Regions from separate parts of the Homo sapiens genome. Here all the other regions are linked to region 5. Evidence: chromatin contacts called from ENCODE Hi-C or POLR2A ChIA-PET data. All regions are on one chromosome and are shown on one strand. Each heading gives the region's core, a stretch centred on a gene start or an enhancer-like site at or near the end of the contact. The rest is flanking DNA. Distances are from core to core; before and after follow the strand shown.

Region 1 (3,777 bases), core at 627-3,126, 1.8 Mb after region 5:
ACAGGCATGCACCACCAGCTAAGTTTTGTATTTTTAGTAGAGATGGGGTTTCACTATATTGGCCAGGCTGGTCTCGAACTCCTGACCTCAGGTGATCCTCCCGCCTTGGCTTCCCAAAATGTCAGGATTACAGGTATGAGCCACCATGCCTGGCCAGTTTCTTTCTTCATAAGATGATTTTGAAGGCCCCTTTCGGCTCTGATAGTCTAGGATACTATGCACCTGGGTCAATTGGTTTTAAGCACTTTCAAGGCTTGCTTTCCTGTCATTTTCAGTCTAGAAAGTTTAACTTCCAGGGCTGGCCTAAAGGTAGAGCTTATTTTTAAAAGGGAGGGCTAGTTCTGATTCAACAGTAGACCTAAGTGTTTGGTTGGACTTGGATCTGCTTCAAATTTCCAGGAGACATGAAGCATAATGACGTGTAATCCTTAAGACCTAGACCCTTACTCTCCCAGAGAGGAGCTGGAAACAGACCGCTTACTGAGGGATGCATAAGGGAGTACCTGTCTGGGGTTTCACCAGTGTTGTGTGGAGGGGACTCGGCTTTCTAAATATCAAGCTTCTGGGAAATATTGAGTGGGGGCTGGTGGTGAGGTGCGGGGAGGCCACGGGAACTACAGACTACTAAAGGCAGGGATTATGTTTAGAAGCCACGGGGCTGAAGCCCTTGGGTGACAAGCTGTTGATGGTCCCAGGCCCGGGAAGGCTACTTTGGGATAGTGCATCCCCAGCTCAGTGCACACAGGCGGGAAACTGGTCCCCTGTCCCAAGCCCATAGCATCTCCTGTAGAGTTTTCTTTGGCTCCGAGAAGCAGAGGCCTCCCCTGAGCCCTGGCCCCCCTCTACCGCAAAGCAACTGGCTTCCATTACCCCTGACAGCTCCAGAGCAACAGCCCAGCCCCCGGCCCCGGCCTGGCTCAGTGCCGTTCCCTTTTATGGTGAAGCTGAGAGAAAGCATGGAGTGAGGGGGGAGAAAGCTCTGGCTTGGGCAGAGGCTTGGAGAGTTCCAGGGTGCCTCTCCCCTCGCCAGAGACCCTCGGCTACCCGCAGCCACCGCTCTTCGTTCTCTTCGGCGACCTAATCTGTCCTGAACCCAGGACCCCTCTTGCTTGTCCCAGCCCTTCCTCCTCTTCTCCATTCCTCCCCTTCTCCCTCCCCCACATCCGGGGGGTGATTTCCCACTTGGCCGAAGTCCCACGGTTTGGGTTTTGATTCCGGGAGGGTCCGCCCTATTTCCGACGCCCACCTCCGGGGGGTAGGGTGGAGGGAGGGAGCCCGGCTAAGACAGAACCTGGTCAGATCACAAAAGGCAGGATGGTTCTACTTGGTTGCATGTGGGTCACAAAGGATGGCGCCGGAGAAAGGAGCACCCGGCAGCACCAGCCCTGTCCCCATTCTACAACGCCTCCTACCCCTGTCCCCGCCGTCCGGGCCAGGGAGAGGGCACTGAGGGCAGGACCCAAAGGAAGCACCTGGTTGGGCCGGGCCGGGAAGCGAAGGGTGGGCAGCAGTACTGAGGGCCGGGGCCGGAAGGGGGTTGGAGTATCCCGCCGGCCCCGCCGCTGCACCCTCGCCCCAGCCCACTCCTCGGCTCCGGGGAGGCGGCCACCACGGCTTCGCTAGCCGCGTCCCGAGCCACGCCAGCTGCAGCCAGCTGTGCGGTGCCGGGCCCAGGCGCGCGTCCGCAGCCCCGCCCCACCCCCTACGGCTGGACCTCCCACCGCAGCCGCGCCCGAGGCCCCGCCCCAGCCGCGGCCGTAACGCGCCGCGCGGAGCCGACGAGACGGCGGGGCTAGAGAGGCCGTCCCGACCGCGCCCCCCGCCGGAAGCGGCTTGTTCGGGCCTGAGCTGGCGCTACGAAGTTCCGGTCCAGGTCTCTGACTTCGGGCTTGTTCGCTGGTGGCGTCGGAGCCGAGCCGGACTGGTCAGGTCAGAGGCACGCAGGGGCCGTCCCACGGGCCAGCCCCGCCGTGGCCGTGGCCGTGGCTGGCCCGTGGGGCGAGGACGGGTTCTTGCGAGGGCGAGGAGTGCGCCAGCCCGCAGCTCAGCCCCTCTCTTCTCCGCAGGATGATCACGGACGTGCAGCTCGCCATCTTCGCCAACATGCTGGGCGTGTCGCTCTTCTTGCTTGTCGTTCTCTATCACTACGTGGCCGTCAACAATCCCAAGAAGCAGGAATGAAAGTGGCGCTTTCTCCGCCCCAGGTAACGGCCCGGGGCTGTAGCGCCCAGTCCCCAGAGCTGAGTGGCGAGGCCGCGCCAGGGCTAGCAGGGTTCGAAACTTACAATCAGAAAGTGTCGGGCCAAGCATGATACAGTCCAGAACTGGGCCCCTTTGTCTGCACAGAGTAGAGAGAGAGCGCGCTGTCCTCTCCCCGTAACCTGTTCCCTGCTAGAATGGGAGTGGGTTGCCTAACCCTCACAGTCTCCAGTAGGTAGATGCCCAAGTTGGGAGTATAGTTGTAAGGAGGCACTGACACCGGTAGGAACGAAGGTACCGAGGGAACCATCCAAGTATGAGGATTTGGGCTCTTAAATAGCCCTCATTTTCCCCAGGTTGTTTAGGCCTTATTTGGGCAGATTTTTTTTGGTGAGGGGGGTGACAGATGTAGAATTCTGTTTCCATGTTCTGAGGCCAGGGGTTGGCTGCTGACCCAAACTATAGAGAAGGAAGGGGGGGCTTTGGAGCCAGCCTTAAGTGTGGGTCACAAGTATAAAGGGAACATGGATGGGCGTTACTTCCTGAAGGATTCCCCAGAGGAAAGCTGCAGCATTTTCCTTACCTCAGGTCTTTCCCCCTCTTTTCTAGGGTTCCAGGACATAGTCTGAGGCAAGATGGAGGGTATGAGGGGCCTTCACACTTCACTTCATCCCTTCTACCCATCACAACATACAAAGCAACTACACCTGGATTTTTCCAAACAACTTTTATTTCCTCAGAGTCTTCCTTAATCCTATGGAACAAGAAGCTGCCACTGAATAGGGCCCAGTATAGGGGCTTGCTTTTCTACTCCCTCCCCCCAATATAAAAATATAGACTTTTTTTTGTGGTCCCAAAATCTTGTGCTGCGGAGGGAGGGAAGGGGTGGCAGGTCCCTGTTTTGTTCTGTCTCAAGGTGATACTCTGTAATGCCTTGGACAGCGTGGCTGGCATTCCAAGGACTTAACGGCTGTCACATGGAATCAGCGGCCTGGAGGGGAACTAGCATATTTCCCACTGTTACCCCATCTTGGGGCTATATCCTGGGCTTGAACATAAAGGCATTATCAGACCCGGGGAGAAACAGTCAGTGGGGGAGATTTAGGGACAAAACAAACCTCAGGTTGGCCCAAGGGACCCCTGCTGTAACAATTCCAGGATGGGGAGTCAGATAGACTACAGGATATAGGAGAAAAGGCAGGGGCAGAGCGGGGCCGTGGGGGCCTGGCCTGAGGCAGCCTGCAACAGAAAAGAGAGAGGAATCAGGGCTGTGAAAACTCTCCTCCTCTTCTGTTCTGCTAACCAGGGGCTGGGAAGTGAAAGAAGTGGAGCGAGATGAAGATGGGTAAGGATGGGCAAGTTGGTTACTGCACAGTGGTTTGACGCTGGAACCAGCCAGCTCCTAGACCTTAGGCCCTGACTAAAAGTTGTTTTCTTTTGCTTTGGATTGAAGACTTGGCCATGGTGGGGGAAAAAAAAATCAGGGACTAGATTCTTAATGGAAGTACATTTAGTCTTTGTGCTCAAAAGGAGTAGGGAAGCAGAAAATTATTCTGAATGACAGAAATGGGAATGAGG
Region 2 (3,902 bases), core at 985-3,484, 1.2 Mb after region 5:
TCTTTAATTACAACAGCCTGCCATCTGGGGAGATGGTAAGAAAACTAAAATCTCAAGCTGAAATAGTATTTCTGATCACCTACCTCTCCCACAATCAGCTTCCATCCTTTTGCTTGTATATTTCACAAGGAAAAGGCAAAAACACTCTTTCAAGCCACAAAATACACAGACAAGAAGCCAGGAATGAGTCAAGACCAAAGTAGATGGAAAAGGATACTGTTTCATTACTTCTTTATACTTTACAGTATCACGAATATCTGAGGAGAAAAAAAAGAATTAACTGGAATGTAATACATACACATTCCCTACCACCAGGAAAGTAAAACTGGCCTTCTAGCCTTCTCCTGTCAGCATTCTCTTCTACCACCTCCACTTTCACACTGGTTTCCTTCCTTACAAAGAATAAATGCCAAGTAAATCATGAAGAATGTTAGGGCTAGGAGCTCTAAAGTTGTGGCAAAGAGTTTTGTCTCCACAAAGTGCAAAGTTTCATGCAACTTAAACATGCCTAGAAAAAGGGAGGCAAAAATCAAGGGGGAAAAAATGCTTCTTACTAATTGCCTATTACTGACAAAGGCAACACAATGGCAATGCAGACATGATTTTTTAAAAGGAGTTAGGCTGGGCACAGTGGCTCACACCTATAATCCCAGCACTTTGGGAGGCCAAGGCAGGAGGATTACTTGAGCCCAGGAGTTCAAGACCAGCCTGGGCAACATAGAGAGGCCTTGTCTCTCCAAACAAAACAAAACTAGCCCAGCATAGCGGCAGGAGGCTGAGGTGGGAGGATCACTTGAGCCTGGGATGTTGAGGCTGCAGTGACCTGTGAATCACGCCACTGCACTCTGGCCTGGGTGACAGAGACTCTGTCTAAAAAAAAAAAAAAAAAAAAAAAAACCTAAGCTGTTTAGGAATGCAAGCAAATCCAAAGGAAATGAAAGTAGATAGTTTAGAAAACATGAAAAAAGAAGGCACTGAAGACTGGCAGGCTGGAGGCTTTACAGAGTCTCACTCTATTGACCAGGCTGGAGTGCAGTGGCACGATCTTGGCTCACTGCAACCTCTGCCACCCGGGTTCAAGCAACTCTCCTGCCTCAGCCTCCCGAGTAGCTGGAATTACAGGTGCCTGCCACCGTGCCTGGCTAATTTTTTGTATTTTTAGTAGAGATGGAGTTTCACCATCTTGGCCAGGCTGGTCTTGAACTCCTGACCTCGTGATCTACCTGCCTCGGCCTCCCAAAGTGCTGAGATTACAGCCGTGAGCCACCACGCCTGGCCTTTTCCATTCTCTTTAAAGCACTGCACACAAGTTATGTTACTGGTTTACTCACCAATATTGGCAGGAAAGGGAACTTCATGTACTGCTGGATCCAGGTTGATCACATACGGTGGAGTGCCTTGGGCATGCAGGTGTCCTGTGAGCCTCTGCAGAGATATGGGGAGAGGGTTGGAAGGAGACAAAGAGGGGACAAGAGAGAACTTCCATTCCTTTAACACCCATGCCTTAAGAATATTGCACTTAGATTTTCTTCTACCTGAAATATCCACCATGTCCACCTCCAAGATACAACTCTCAGTTCAAATGCTACCTTTCTTCATCACCCATCTAACAAAGCTTCCCCTACTCGTAGTCACTTGTTTACTTGTTTTGATTCTTCGTATGTGGGTTTTCTCTATCTCCTCCATTAAATATTTGGCCCCACGAATGAATCTTGTCAACCTCATTTTCGCTATATCCCCAGTGAATGGAACATGACAGGCGTGCAAGAAATATTTGGCAAATCTTCACCAAAACCTGTGTGCTAGCACTGTATTAATCTTTAAAGTTACTTGTAACTTGCCTCCGAGAAACGCAATTTTATCAGCAAGACAATTCCTGTACAACGTGGTAAGCTGGACCGAGTATGCCCTGAAGGTGCGCAGAAGAGAGCCTTAATTAACCTGGCTAGGGCCCGAGGAGGCTTTGCCGGGGAAGGAACTAAAGTTGATGGGAAGCCCCCGAAAGCCATGCGCCGGTACCCTCCAAATCCTCTTCCCTCCCTTTCTTCCTGGCCTTCCGCCTGCCGGAGGCAACCTTTTGCGCTCCCCTACTACACCCATGCTGTGTACGTCACCTGTACAAAAGTGGTTTTCCCGGATCCCGCCATTCCCAACACCAACAGACACACTGGGTGCCGCGGACCCCCAGAAGCCTGGAGCTCAGCGGCAGCTGCGGACGCCGCCATCTTCCTCCTGGCCCCACCCACCCGACCATAGAGACACCGCATGGGTAGAGAAACTTCCGCAATGTTCTGGGCTGCGAACGAAAACCACCACAGCGTCAGAAAGGAGCGGGTGAGGGGCGCGGCGGTTGCCAGGGCATCTTCTTAGCGTCGGGCAGGGCTGATGAGTCAACTAGTGACAGTGGCGAGGAAGTGGGGGCGCTGAGCAAGCGAGAGGAAGGCTGAAGGGAGCTAGGAAAAGGGCGCTGATCTCTGCAGCCTGGGAGGGCTTTTGTCTCCCGGAGGAAGGCCAGAAGAGATGGGGTCCCGAGGGCAGGGCTCACACAGCAAGAAAACGAGGAGCATGCCTGTCATTTTGAGCCCACAGAGAACGGGGAGCGGAGCCACTGGAGGACCGGCTGCTCGGGCTTATTCGGTAGCCGAGGCGGTTAAACAGTTCAGGGCTGGACCAGCCGGGACTGGAGCAGGGTGCAGTCTCCAGGGTTGCTGGGCAGCACCGAGACCCTTTGAGCACCGAACGAATAAACTACGGGAGCTTTCCACACTTGCACATTGTTCCCGCGAGTTGCAGACGCAGGTTCCTGATGCTAGCGCTCATTCCTTGGCAGTCACCCTCAGTGAACTACACAGTTGCCGTGACCTTCAGGATGAATGCTTGGATTCCAGGTGCAAGTAGGTACTGGAGGGGAGCTTCCTCCCCTCCAGTCACTGAAGGTCCCTCAGAAACTCAGGAAAGATGATGAAAGAGCCTAGAAAATTATTTCTACTCCTGACCACCCAGTCTGTTTCTGTGACCCTTTGTAGCTGCAAACAGTGTTCAGTAAGTCATAAGATCTGGCTTTAATACCCAGGCTCTGCCACTTGCTAGTGGTGTGAGTCATGGGCAAGTCACTTAAACTCTCTGAACCTGTTTTCTCCTTTTTTAAAACTGAGGTAATACCTCCCAGGGTTGTAGTGAATGCACGTTGTAAATGACGAGCTACATTCCTCATCCTTTACCACTAGCTGGATTCCCCACACCTTGCATAATGTCTGGAACATTCTGGTGCTCAGAAATATTCTCTTGTATGAATGAAGGACAGTTGTGCACTTACTTCCTAAAGTTTCATTAACTGACAGAGGAATGTCTCGTTTGTTCTTTCAGGTTTGCTGAGGGCCCCAGAAGGCTCCTTCCACCGTATCATAGTCTAATAAATAATTTTGTCAAGCCAGAGAAGCTAACAAAGGTAGAGACAAGGCTTAAAGAAAAGATAGTGGCGGAAATGACGGATCTGAACAAGCATATAAAACAAGCTCAAACCCAGCGGAAACAGCTACTGGAGGAATCCAGGGAGCTACACCGAGAAAAGTTACTTGTCCAGGCTGAAAACAGATTCTTTCTGGAATACCTGACTAACAAAACTGAAGAGTACACAGAGCAACCTGAGAAGGTATGGAACAGCTATTTACAAAAAAGTGGAGAGATTGAACGAAGAAGACAAGAATCAGCCTCCAGATATGCAGAACAAATTTCAGTGCTTAAAACAGCGCTCTTGCAAAAGGAAAATATCCAATCCAGTTTGAAGCGGAAGTTGCAGGCAATGAGGGACATTGCTATATTAAAGGAAAAGCAGGAGAAAGAAATACAGACATTACAGGAGGAGACAAAGAAAGTCCAAGCTGAGACAGCTTCAAAGACAC
Region 3 (4,011 bases), core at 1,309-3,808, 1.1 Mb after region 5:
TAAGTTTTCCATGAAACAGTTTCAATGGTTTCAAATCTCTAGGATTTGCTCCACTACACAGAGTTACTTCGCAATGACCTAACCAAAACAATAAGAACAATCAAGCCACATTGCGGGACTAGCCTCAGACATCCACCCTTCACGAGGAGCAGAAGTCAGGAAGGGGAAAATATCAAAATACTGGTAACCACAGCTGGCTAGTGAGGAAATTGTAAAGATCGCTGTCTCAGAACAGCCCTCTCTTCCAGGGCATAAATGATTATATTCAGGAAGGGACAAAATAAAGAGACTAAAGCTTTTAGTTTGCTAATGCGCAAAACCTTGTGCCCCTTCATATTTCATTTAAGTTCCACTCATCCAAAGCAGAAAGTCCATGTTTGCCTCACCAGATCTTTTAATACCTGTACTGTTTGTTATTTTTTCATGTGTCTTGTCTCCCCATGTAGACCATGTTATTTTATTTCTCATGTAATTCCAAAACAACCTGGAAGCATCTAAGACTATATTACACACCACTGCATTGCTTTCAACATTCAGCACAGTGCCTCATAAGAGGCATACAGTATTTGTTTGTAATTAAGATAGACAATAATTATTCAACACAGATTCAACAAATATTAAGCACTTACTCTGTGGAAGGCACTCTGGGAAATACAAAGCTCTACAAGTCTATGTCTATGTCCTCTAGGAGCTAACAGTACTGTATGGAAGGTGAGTTGGTACATGAGGTCAATCAGGCAAGACATATATGAAATATGTCACAAGGGTAGAAAGAACGAGAGTCAGAATATACCTCTACAGAAACCAAAGGCAAGAGATTCCTATAGATCCCTGGGGCAGGGAATTTTGACATAAATAACTGGACTGTGGCGAAAGCTACGTGAATCACTGAAAGATACTGGGAGGGAAAGCGCTAACATACATGTTTTTCATTAACGTTAATCCAAAAGACTAGCTTTAAGGATTTTCAATGTCTTGAGTTGCAAGGAAAAGCTGCTTTAGAACCTCCCTATTTTTACCACAAAATCTTCTGTTATTGTCTACAACATTTATTTTGAAATACAAGTTTGGTAGTTCTAGTCTCTCTGGTACAGCATGGAATCTTTAATCTTGGCTATTTTTGAAATGCTTATACCATGAATGCAAAGGATTACAAAACTCATTAAAACAGACTATGATTTAATCAAAGCAGAGTTTGTTCTTCTGGATTCCCGTAGTGAGCTCCAGACACATGGCCCCTGGTCCTCGATTTGAGGAAATGGAAATATGGTGGTAGTCCAAATACAGCACAGCCCAATGGTTTGTTTAGAAACAGACAGTGAGCTCACAAATCCTGGGACTAGAAAAGCAGCAAAGGTTCCTTCAAGTATTTCAATGCTCACAGAAGTAGCTCAGTTCAGCAGGAGGGAAAATATTTTTGAAAGAGTTCATAAAGAAAAAATAATCAACTAAGTAATCCACAAACCAACTCTTAGGAAATCAAGGCCCAATGCTTAATTTCATATAAGGATGTACTGGGAGCAGCTAGACTAACAAATCCAACATAAACAAGTGACGTTTAAAAAAGGAAAAATCTTTACTTACTTTGACTTGCTCTTGGCAACTTTTTTGTAGACAGGAAGGGTTGGAAAAGAAAATAAAAATATAAATGTATTCTCTTTCTTATGCAAAGTTCATATAAATATCAGTAATAACCAAAAATATTTAACTTATGAAATATGCCATGAGGTGTCACTCAAGTAACTATTCCCTATCTATTAGGGATCCCCTTAGGATTTTATAGAAGGAAGGTTAAAAGATCCAATCAGACCAACACAATTCTAGATTTAATATTTTGCATAATTTCATGACTGTTGGACTGGCTACCTTTTAAATCTTTCTAAAGTAATACCTGCTCCATTTTTTCCCTCTTCTAAGGTGCAAGTATTCGCGCTGCAGCAAGCTTCTTGTTTGACAAGTTTAACCTTTGCAAATTACAACAACCATCACATGTGGTGAAAACCAGATACTAAATCTAACTGGGAAGTCAGCCAAGGGTAAAGAAGAGCACTGACTCGGGAGCCCGAGGACTTCTTTAACTGCCCTGCCGCATTACTCAGGCAATTCATTGCCCCTCTCGGGAGCGGTTTCCTTATTTTTAGAGTTCGAAATAGGTGGGCTGCAAATTCTGAGGTCCTTCGGACAAAGATTCTCCTAACACGGGCTGGAGAAAAACGCCCCACAGCCAGACTCAACGGTCCGTGAGGACGGCAATTGAATCCAGACACCGCAGACCCCTTCTCAGGCACCCACAGGTCCGCGCAGGGAGGCGCGCCGCGGGGCATGCCGGACGCTGTGGTCCTGAAGGCCTGGAAAAGTACGCAGCTGCAGCTTCCCGTCCTGTTCGCACATCCTTCCCCGCATCATTCCGGGGCCCTGCCTGTCACGGCCCCCTAACCCTCGCCGTAACCCCTACCGGCGTCTCCAGCCCCACTTACAGAAGACCGCGGAGAGGAACATGGTGACCACACCTGGGCAGTCTCCGTCACCGGCCAAAAGGCCCCCAACCAACAACAACTGCTTCCGGGGCACGGCCCGGTTCTGGAAGAGGACATCCGGCAGTCGCCCGAGGCCACGCCCCCCGCCTGGAACCTGCCTCCAGTCGTCTGGCTCGTTCCTCGGTTTCTCAGAGCGAGTGTGTTTTGCTTTTGTCGTGCTGGAGGTTGGAATCCTCATCATTCTGGAAAGGGATTTACAGCTCAGGGTTCGCGCCCCGGCCCTGACTCCTATTTCTGGGTCAAGTGCTTTCAGCGTTAGGTGCTTTCCATATTTGTTTCACGAAATAATCGCAACCACCTGCATTAGACCCACAAGAACAACTGTGTATTGTACTTCGGCCGCTCCAGCGTATCAGCCCCTCGCATATTTTCTTAAAATGTTGCCTCCCCCGACCCAACTCCCTCTCCGCCTGGTTAAGCCTTACTCTCACTCTTCTGAGTCCCTTCGGCATTAAGAACCCCACCTTTCCTTAGTTATCCCAATCTCTAGGAGGGCAGGACCCTTTGCATCTCAAACTTCTGTATCCAAACACCTAGCACAGTTCCTGACATAGAAGCCAAATAACAGATTGAGAGCATTCACATCACGTGCCTAATATCACAGAACTACCAGGTGGCAGAGTAAGAATTTAAACCTAGATTTTATCTGACTCCAAAGACTCATGCCTTTCCCAGTAGACATTGGGACCTACCAGTTTGCAATCATTAATTTTTCATGGCTCTGTAAGGAACCTGGGCTCCTCTAACACCAAGGACCTCGTCAGTAACCTCATTTCGCAACTAATAATCAGGACTTTTGGATTTTTTTCCTAATCCGTGATTTGTATCTACATATGAAGTCTTACAGATGTGAAATAAGATTTAATCGCATGGCTCACGCCTGTAATCCCAGCCCTTTGGGAGGCTGAGGCAGGCAGATCACTTGAGGTCACGAGTTTGAGACCAGCCTGGCCAACGTCGCGGAATCCCGCCTGTACTAAAAATACAAAAATTAGCTGAACCCGGGAGGCGGAGGTTGCAGTGAGCCGAGATAGCGCCACTGCACTCCAGCCTGGGCGACAAAGTGAGACTCCGTCTCAAAAAAAAAAAAAAAAAAAAGTAATAAAACTGTTTTAAAGAAAATTCAGCTCTCTGTGCCATCACAAAGAAGATGAGGAGGAAAAAAATCAGCTCTCCATACAATACAATTCAATTTTTTAAATTAAGACCGTCCTTCTCCTTAGTACCTATAATACTTTTTTTCCTTCTAATCATTCTTGATATTTATCTTCCCATAACCGGACTCCAGCTACTGAGTACCTTCCAGGTGCCGAAATCCTTCCTTACCTTGCATTGGCAAAAAAGAGCTTCAGATGTTCAAGAGGATAAGGTTTCTTATATTTCCTTTAGAGGATTTATAAGAAAACACAAGACTGGAAGCCAAGGAACATGATTTCTAGTCCTTGTTCTGTCCCTTAGAAAGTCACTTTAACTT
Region 4 (3,780 bases), core at 1,245-3,744, 1.8 Mb after region 5:
AAGGCCAAGAGAAAGCAGCATTCTGTACCCCAACACTAAGGGTTGTAAATGACCTAAAGGGACCCCATTTTACTTTAGCTTGGCTGTTCCCAAATAAAACTCAGTGGCTTAACTATGTTGAAAAACACTAAACTCTCAGCTGCTTTGCAGCCCAAAGATTAGAGAATATAATCAGAGAGGTCAGATTTTCCAAACCTAGCCAAGATACACTCACCACCATACATGGCCACCTTTAGAGATGGGCCGTTCTGGATCTCTGGCTCTGCACTCTCCAGCACAGAGCAGAGAGAGGAATCGAGGTTCTGAGTGTAAATGGGTAGTCCTCTCTCCAGCCTCTGTCCTCACAAGTACTGAGCGGACATTCTGGTGTTGCTCCCCTGAGCCCTGGAAGGGCTGGTTCTTCCTTTTTTGTTCCTACCTTATGCCTAGTATGGAGAAAAACTATAACAGTGGTGCCTCTGCCAAGCCAAAGGCTACTGGGCTCACCTAGCGACTGGAGCTCCCTTCCAGCCAGGGCATGGGTCTGTTTCCATCCCCCTCCGCCCCGTAAGCACTGCACCCTGAGAAAGCTACCCTAGTAGCTGTGGATGAGTAATGGGTGTTCTCAGCACCCCTAAAAGAGGTGGGCTGCTAGAGTCCCACTCGGGGGAAGGAGGCTGGCTTCTCCACCCTCGACTCGCGGGGAACCGTCACACCGAGCGGGCTTGCCCTGGGCAGGGTGGGACTGGGAGGCATGGAAGGGGTCGAGACGGGCTCCCGCGGCAGGGGATTAGGCAGGGAGGGCCTAGGAGTCAGAGGTGAGGCCACGGAGCTGGGCGGGGTCGGGACCGCGTAAGCCAGGTCGGGAGCGGGGTGCGGGGTGGCCTTCGAGGGGCTCGGGCTCAAGGGGCTGAGAGAAGGGGGCGGGGCCGGGGCTGGCGGGGCCGGGGCTGGCGGGGCCCGTAGTCCGCGCAGAGCCCCTCACCTCTCTCCGGGCCGGTGATCCCGCTCCCTCTCCCGCTAGCGAGGCCGCACCTTGGGCCCCGGCACCCGGGCCCTCCACCCGGGCCCCCAAAAACACCCGAGCGCCGCGGTGCCGGGACCCCGCTCTGCCAGGAAACAAGAAGTCTCTCGCCTATTGGCCGTGGCTGCAGCTGGCGACCCGCCCAGTAAAGCTCGCTACCATTGGTCAGCTCTCAGGGTTCCTCGCACGTTAGTGGGTACCTGAGCGAGTGTCGTTCGGGGACGATGGCGGGCAGGAGCGGCCGGAGGGTTCTAGCAGCGTCTTCCGGAAGACGGTTAACGGCCTGCCTGCCGGGAGGCGGGAAAGATAAAGCGGCAGAAACTGGGACTCAACTGCGAAATAAAAAGACATCGTGTGAAACTCCTTATCGCTTAACAGTCTTGTGTCTCTAAAATGAAACACGTAGCCCACTGCGCCGGGAATCCCTCCCGTTTTGTGTTCTGTAGTGTGACGGACGCAAAAGCTGAGTGGAGGATGCGGGCATCGATCCCGCTACCTCTCGCATGCTAAGCGAGCGCTCTACCATTTGAGCTAATCCCCCGCCTGCTGCTTAGTTCTTTCCCTTTGCCTTACAGGTTCACTGCACTGTTCACTGACCAGTGGATCAACCACAGTTCAGGACATTTATTTAGCAGAGTACAATACAGTGGCATCCATGTGCAAGATTCTAAAAATCAAGCATATAATCGTGTGCTTAAGCAGAAAACATTCTAAAACACGTTACCACATGTACATTGAACGCAGAAAGAGCGTTACCGTATACTACATACTACGGTGTTCCCTATGGACTGACGGCAGTACGAATGCTAAGTCACAGGAGGCCTCCAAGCCTTTCCCCTTATGGGATAATTGAATTAAATTGAGGTTAAAAATTACAGACGAAGTCCTTCGAGCCGGAATCGAACCAGCGACCTAAGGATTGCCACGCCCTATCCACTACAGTCCTCCGCTCTACCAACTGAGCTATCGAAGGCTCCGCTGCGATAAGATGCTGCTGATAGCCCTCTAATGCTTACCGCAACCTCATCCAGCCATGACCCCCGCTTTCTCCAGCTGAAGGAACCTGCCAGGGCAGGAGACCCATGGGACCTCACAGAGCTGAGAAAGCCGGAGACCCAAAGGCAAGGAAAAGAAGCTGCCCAAAGTCCGGGTTCTCAGGCCAGAACGGAGGCCACACCGGCCCTGAGCTTCCCGGCTTTTTAACAAAATGTTCCCAACACCCCGCGGTGGTTTCTCCTGGACCGCGAACGCCGAGCCCGCCGCCGCCTCCTGGAGCTCCGGGGCAGCGCTTGTGCCGCGGTACCTGCACTCACAGGGGCTTTGCGACCGCGACGCGCAAACCCTGCTCGAGAGCCGATGGGCCACTTTGGCTGCTCCTGCTCCACATTTCCCTTGGCTTCTCCGGACGTGCTCTCCTGACGCGAACGACATTCGCTCGGCCAATTAACTCAGGTTTTGTCAGGCTCTATTCGTCCTGACCAGTGCAAGAGAGACGGCGACCGCGGGGTGCTGCAGGCTTCGGCGCGGCGCATTATCGGGCTGTGCCGAACCCCCCGGGCCGCCCTGGGATCGCGGGCCTGGCGGCGTGGCCCGAGGGCTCGGGGAGAGGGCTACGCGCCAGGAGAGGGCGGCGGGGCTGCAGTACAGGCTTTCCTGCCCTCGGAAGCGCTCGCAAGCCTGGGGGATTCCCCTGCGGTAGACCTGGGATGGTGGGCGGCGCGCGGCCGGGTAGGTCCCTGCAGCCTCCGAGGCCCACGTGAGGTCGGGGTCGGGGCGGCTGTACAGTGCCCAGCACAGGCCACTGGCCTCCCTTGTGGGTCTTTGCACAGGTCCGCTTACTCTCGGAAATCTTGGGTTCCCCAGGGCCGGGGAAGGGTCTTCTGCCTGGTCTGGGGCCCCTCCCCCGACACTGTGGATGTCTAGGTGTCCCGGGTGGGGTCAAGGAGTGACCCCACGGGTTCCCCCATCTTTGTCCCTATCCAGCTCACACCTTCGCCTGTCTTTTGCATGTGTTTTTTCCACAACCTTTTGTTCACCGGGTTTTTAACAACAGAAATAAACCTAACCCCCAACTCCTCTGTGAAGCCCTGCTTGGTCGTCCTGTGGGGTGGGTGTGCCGGAAGACCTGGCCTCAATTTCCAGCTCTGGGCCAACGTCCTGTGCTACCTTGAGCCAACATCGCCCGCGAATCCAGGTCTGGTGATGCTTTCTAGCCCCTTGCAGCTCCAACATTTGATGGGTTCTCTCGGGCTGAGCTTTAAATCCGAAGTTTCTAGATATAAAGTTGTGTCAACATTTAGATAGAAGAATATAGAAGATCTGCATAGCTTTTATTATTCAATATCAAAAAATCACATTCATGGCCAGGCGTGGTGGCTCACACCTGTAATCCCAGCACTTTGGAAGGCCGAGGTGGGCGGATCCCCGGAGTTCAAGAGTTGCAGACCAGCCTGGCCAACATGGTGAAACCTGTCTCTACTAACATACAAAAATAATTAGCAGAGGATGGTGGCGCGCGCCTGTAATCCCAGCTACTCCGGAGGCTGAGGTGGGAGAATCGCTTGAACTCGAGAGGCGGAGGTTGCAGTAAACCGAGATCGCGCCACTCCAGCCTAGGCAACAAGAGCGAAACTCCGTCTCAAAAAAAAAAAAAAAAAAAAAAGCAGCCGGGAGTGGTAGTGAGCTCCTACCACTCCGGTAATCCCCAGCAACTCGGGAGCCTGAGGCAGGAGAATCGCTTGAACTTGGGAGGCGGATTGCAGTGAGCCTAGAGTGCG
Region 5 (3,608 bases), core at 647-3,146:
CCCAGCACTTTGGGAGGCCGAGGCGGGTGGATCATGAGGTCAGGAGTTCGAGACCAGCCTGGCCAACATGGTGAAACCGAGTCTCTACTAAAAATACAAAAATTAGCCTGGCATGGTGGCAGGTGCCTGTAACCCCAGCTACTCGGGAGGCTGAGGCAGGAGAATCGCTTGAACCCAGGAGGCAGAGGTTGCAGTGAGCCAAGATCGTGTCATTGCACTCCAGCCTGGGCAACAAGAGCAAGACTCTGTCTCAAATAAAAAAAAAAAAAAAGAATAACAAGATTTATTTCATCAAATTTAAACAGAATTCACATTGACTTCACAGCCCTTTGAATATACTTGGACTTTAAGTTCAACTGTGCTGTTGACCAGTCTTTCCAAACGGTGTTACAGTACAAAGAGCATGGGCTGCTGAACCAGACTGACTAAATAGGAAACTCTGCAATGCCACTTGTCAGCTATGCATCTTGACCAACTTATTATTATTATGTTGCACGTGGGTCTTGAAATCCTGGGCTCAAGCAATCCTCTGGCCTGGGTCTCCCAAAGTGTTGGGGTTACAGGTGTGAGCCACCACTCCTGGTTTCCCCAAATTATTTAATCTCCCTGGGCCAGTTCTTTTACTCATAAAATGGATTTGTTTCTAACACAGAATTGTTGGAAACTTAAATGAGTGTCTAACGTGCCTCGTATTGCCAGACTCTCAATAAACTTTTGCCCAGTCAACTAATATCCAGCAAAGAGGCTAGCGATTTTTCTTTTTTTTTTGAGACAGAGTTTTGCTGTGTCGCGCAGGCTGGAGTGCAGTGGTAGCTCGATCTTGGCCCGCTGCAACCTCCGCCTCCTGGGTTCAAGCTATTCTCATGCCTCAGCCTCCCTTGTAGCTGGTATTACAGGCGTGCACCATCGCGCCCGACTAATTTTTTTCCCCCGAGAGGAGTTTTGCTCAGTCGCCCAGGCTGGAGTGCAGTGCCGAGATCTCAGCTCACTGCAACGTCTGCCTCCCGGGTTCAAGCGCTTCTCCTGCCTCAGCCTCCCGAGTAGCTGGGATTACAGGTGCGTGCCTCCACGCCCAGCTAATTTTTGTATTTTTAGTAGAGACGGGGTTTCACCACATTTGCCAGGCTGGTCCCGAACTCCTGACCTCAAATGAGCCGCTTGCCTCGGTCGGCTTCCCAAAATGCTGGGAGGCTAGTGATATTTAACGCTAAATAACTCTGGCCTCCAAAGATACCTGTTTCCATTTTAAGACACTTCTATTTCGTTTTGGGAGGGTAAACTAGTTATATTTTAATAATGAAAACATGTGTTACATAAGCACATAGTGAGTACTCGAATCAACCTCGGACTCTCCGGGCGTGAGGGGTGGGTGAGGGGACCGGCAGGTGGTCACAGCCCCATCAAAAGGGAGTTGGGGCTGGGGGATGTCGCGGTCAACTGGGAAAGGAGAGCCAATCAGCAAGTGGCGCGTCCCACGCCGTCTGTCAAATGCATCTGGGGGTTAGCTGTACTCATACATCTTGTGGGTGACTAGGTGACTTCCGTGTTCAAGACACAAGCGAGCTAAGCCTGGGATTTCAGTTTGCACAGCGCTTTGTTAAGTTTTGTCTCTCAATCTTGCTGTCCAAGAGCGAACCTGGAGGTCGTCTGTTAGCGGTAAATTCTTTACCCACATTCCGAAAAGGAAAACGGCGGCCGCGCGCGAGGACATATTCCTTGGATGGTCACTCAACCAGGACTCCGCTGCTCCCGCGCCCTAGCTTGACCTAGCGCACCGCCCCCTCCCCGACGCAGGCGCAGTCGCGGAGCTGTAGAGCCCCACGCAGCTGCAGAGCCATCGGGCTGCTGCGCCATGCGCGCGACTGGGAAAGAAGGGGTCGCGCTAGGCTTGCGTCACTCGTCTGCGACGGCGCCTTCGCGAAACACTATGCTAATGGCATGGTGCCGCGGTCCTGTCTTGCTGTGCCTGCGGCAGGGGCTCGGAACCAATTCATTCCTGCACGGCCTGGGGCAGGAGCCCTTCGAGGGAGCTCGGTCACTGTGTTGCAGGTCCTCGCCTAGAGACCTGCGAGATGGAGAAAGAGAGCACGAGGCGGCACAAAGGAAAGCCCCAGGAGCAGAGTCTTGCCCATCTCTCCCTCTGAGCATCTCGGACATTGGGACTGGATGTCTTTCGTCACTGGAAAACCTCAGACTGCCGACGCTGCGGGAAGAGTCATCCCCTCGAGAGCTCGAGGACTCGAGCGGAGACCAGGGCCGGTGCGGTCCCACACACCAGGGATCCGAGGATCCTTCGATGCTCTCGCAGGCCCAGTCCGCTACCGAGGTCGAAGAGCGTCACGTCTCCCCTTCTTGTTCAACTTCCAGAGAGAGACCCTTTCAGGCTGGGGAACTGATTTTAGCTGAGACTGGGGAGGGAGAAACAAAATTTAAGAAATTATTTAGGTTGAACAACTTCGGACTCTTAAATAGTAACTGGGGGGCAGTCCCGTTCGGCAAGATCGTGGGGAAGTTCCCCGGCCAGATACTGAGGAGTTCCTTCGGTAAGCAGTACATGCTGAGGAGGCCAGCCTTGGAAGACTATGTAGTATTGATGAAAAGAGGGACTGCCATAACATTCCCAAAGGTAATGCGATGGAGATAAGGTGTGTATTGGTTTCAGGAGGGGCAAAGACAGATGCAGTACTCAGTCCTGATTAATGTATTCAAAGACATCTCAGAACGTTTGGATTTTTTATTGTACTCAGGCTTTTAAAATAAACCAATGGTTATAACTTTTACATATCATGATGAAAATTAGCATTAGGGAACGGCTAGATTTTAATTTTAACTTAGGAGTCTCGAGTCCCTTATTTGTAAAATGTGGATAATAGCTCAACTTTCTGTTAGGGTGATGTGAACTCACTACGTACATAATAAGTACTAATTTTGTTCCCCATTACTCTTAAGTTTATAACTTCAGGACTCAAGAGAATGTTGAACTCTTAGGGAACAATTTTTTAGTACTACTATGATGATATTTTAATATTCAATAATCATGTTACAAGAGTATATTAACAATAGGTACATTACGGTGCTTTTCCCCTTTTAGGGAAGAAATAGAGTTTTATATTACAATAGCTAACATTCAACACCAAACATAAAATGACTATTCTTTATTAAAAAGTTAACTGCCTAAAGCCTAGTTTCAGTCTTTTTTTTAAGACAAGTTCTCACTCTGTCATCCAGGCTGGAGTGCAGTGTTGCGATCTTGGCTCCCTGCAACCTCTGCCTCCCGGGTTCAAGCGATTCTCCCACCACAGCCTCCTGAGTACCTGGGACTACAGGCATGCACCACCACCCCGGGCTAATTTTTGTAGAGACGGGGTTTCGCCTTATTGCCCAGGCTGGTCTTCAACTCGTGGCCTCAAGTGATCCGCCCACCTCGGCCTCCCAGTGCTGGGATTACAGGCGGGAGCCACCGCGCCCAGCCCTAGTTTGAAGCTTATGCTAATCATCTATTGCTAGCAGATTATTTCAATCCTTAGTCACAGTCCTTGAGTAGAATGTTCCTGTGTAACACAACTCCTCCTCCTTTCTCCAGATCAGGATTCATTCGTTATTTATTC

What was found. Hi-C counts contacts between places; a loop is a spot of excess contacts on that map. ChIA-PET counts read pairs that join two places held with the same protein, here RNA polymerase II (POLR2A). Pooled maps may share reads with other maps.
Region 1: a loop to region 5 is called in a pooled map, with 5 times the contacts of the local background. The contact joins the promoter of OST4 here to the promoter of TRMT61B in region 5. A Hi-C loop is called at or near these places in 1 of 168 maps with a recorded cell type or tissue (B cell) and 4 of 50 pooled maps. POLR2A ChIA-PET finds 5 or more read pairs at or near these places in 1 of 52 experiments (T-cell).
Region 2: a loop to region 5 is called in a pooled map, with 6 times the contacts of the local background. The contact joins the promoter of GPN1 here to the promoter of TRMT61B in region 5. A Hi-C loop is called at or near these places in 5 of 50 pooled maps.
Region 3: a loop to region 5 is called in a map of CD4-positive, alpha-beta T cell, with 19 times the contacts of the local background. The contact joins the promoter of MRPL33 here to the promoter of TRMT61B in region 5. A Hi-C loop is called at or near these places in 1 of 168 maps with a recorded cell type or tissue (CD4-positive, alpha-beta T cell) and 7 of 50 pooled maps. POLR2A ChIA-PET finds 5 or more read pairs at or near these places in 2 of 52 experiments (HepG2 and PC-9).
Region 4: a loop to region 5 is called in a pooled map, with 11 times the contacts of the local background. The contact joins the promoter of AGBL5-AS1 here to the promoter of TRMT61B in region 5. A Hi-C loop is called at or near these places in 1 of 37 single-sample maps with no recorded cell type and 6 of 50 pooled maps. POLR2A ChIA-PET finds 5 or more read pairs at or near these places in 1 of 52 experiments (CD4-positive, alpha-beta T cell).

The regions. Positions count from the first base shown.
Region 1 is chr2:27,069,753-27,073,529 of GRCh38, reverse strand. OST4 (oligosaccharyltransferase complex subunit 4, non-catalytic) reads left to right here and starts at 1,876. Exons shown (of 3, transcript NM_001134693.2): 1 at 1,876-1,929; 2 at 2,067-2,204; 3 at 2,809-3,058. The coding sequence starts at 2,068. The coding sequence ends at 2,181. It overlaps AGBL5 (AGBL carboxypeptidase 5), which reads right to left. Exons shown (of 15, transcript NM_021831.6): 15 at 2,912-3,438. The coding sequence ends at 3,267. RefSeq lists enhancers at 668-727, 2,158-2,397 and a silencer at 1,408-2,107.
Region 2 is chr2:27,627,382-27,631,283 of GRCh38, reverse strand. It overlaps GPN1 (GPN-loop GTPase 1), which reads right to left and starts at 2,234. Exons shown (of 14, transcript NM_007266.4): 1 at 2,115-2,234; 2 at 1,332-1,425; 3 at 218-257. The coding sequence starts at 2,225. It overlaps CCDC121 (coiled-coil domain containing 121), which reads left to right and starts at 2,272. Exons shown (of 2, transcript NM_024584.5): 1 at 2,272-2,334; 2 at 3,367-3,902. The coding sequence starts at 3,485. RefSeq lists enhancers at 1,990-2,089, 2,130-2,439, 2,500-2,559 and a silencer at 3,008-3,302.
Region 3 is chr2:27,770,266-27,774,276 of GRCh38, reverse strand. MRPL33 (mitochondrial ribosomal protein L33) reads right to left here and starts at 2,558. Exons shown (of 4, transcript NM_004891.4): 1 at 2,478-2,558; 2 at 1,585-1,603. The coding sequence starts at 2,499. RefSeq lists enhancers at 2,377-2,506, 1,747-2,563, 2,797-2,916.
Region 4 is chr2:27,048,978-27,052,757 of GRCh38, reverse strand. AGBL5-AS1 (AGBL5 antisense RNA 1) reads left to right here and starts at 2,494. Exons shown (of 2, transcript NR_046730.1): 1 at 2,494-2,578; 2 at 2,754-3,075. TRY-GTA2-1 (tRNA-Tyr (anticodon GTA) 2-1) reads right to left here and starts at 1,976; the gene lies at 1,888-1,976. It overlaps TRA-AGC8-1 (tRNA-Ala (anticodon AGC) 8-1), which reads right to left and starts at 1,544; the gene lies at 1,472-1,544. It overlaps AGBL5 (AGBL carboxypeptidase 5), which reads right to left and starts at 1,090. Exons shown (of 15, transcript NM_021831.6): 1 at 965-1,090. RefSeq lists silencers at 590-639, 660-1,099, 1,503-1,797, 2,500-2,709 and enhancers at 836-1,335, 1,650-1,879, 2,050-2,339.
Region 5 is chr2:28,868,597-28,872,204 of GRCh38, reverse strand. It overlaps TRMT61B (tRNA methyltransferase 61B), which reads left to right and starts at 1,896. Exons shown (of 7, transcript NM_017910.4): 1 at 1,896-2,626. The coding sequence starts at 1,928. RefSeq lists enhancers at 1,554-1,703, 1,934-2,103, 1,718-2,242, 2,872-3,386, 3,387-3,608.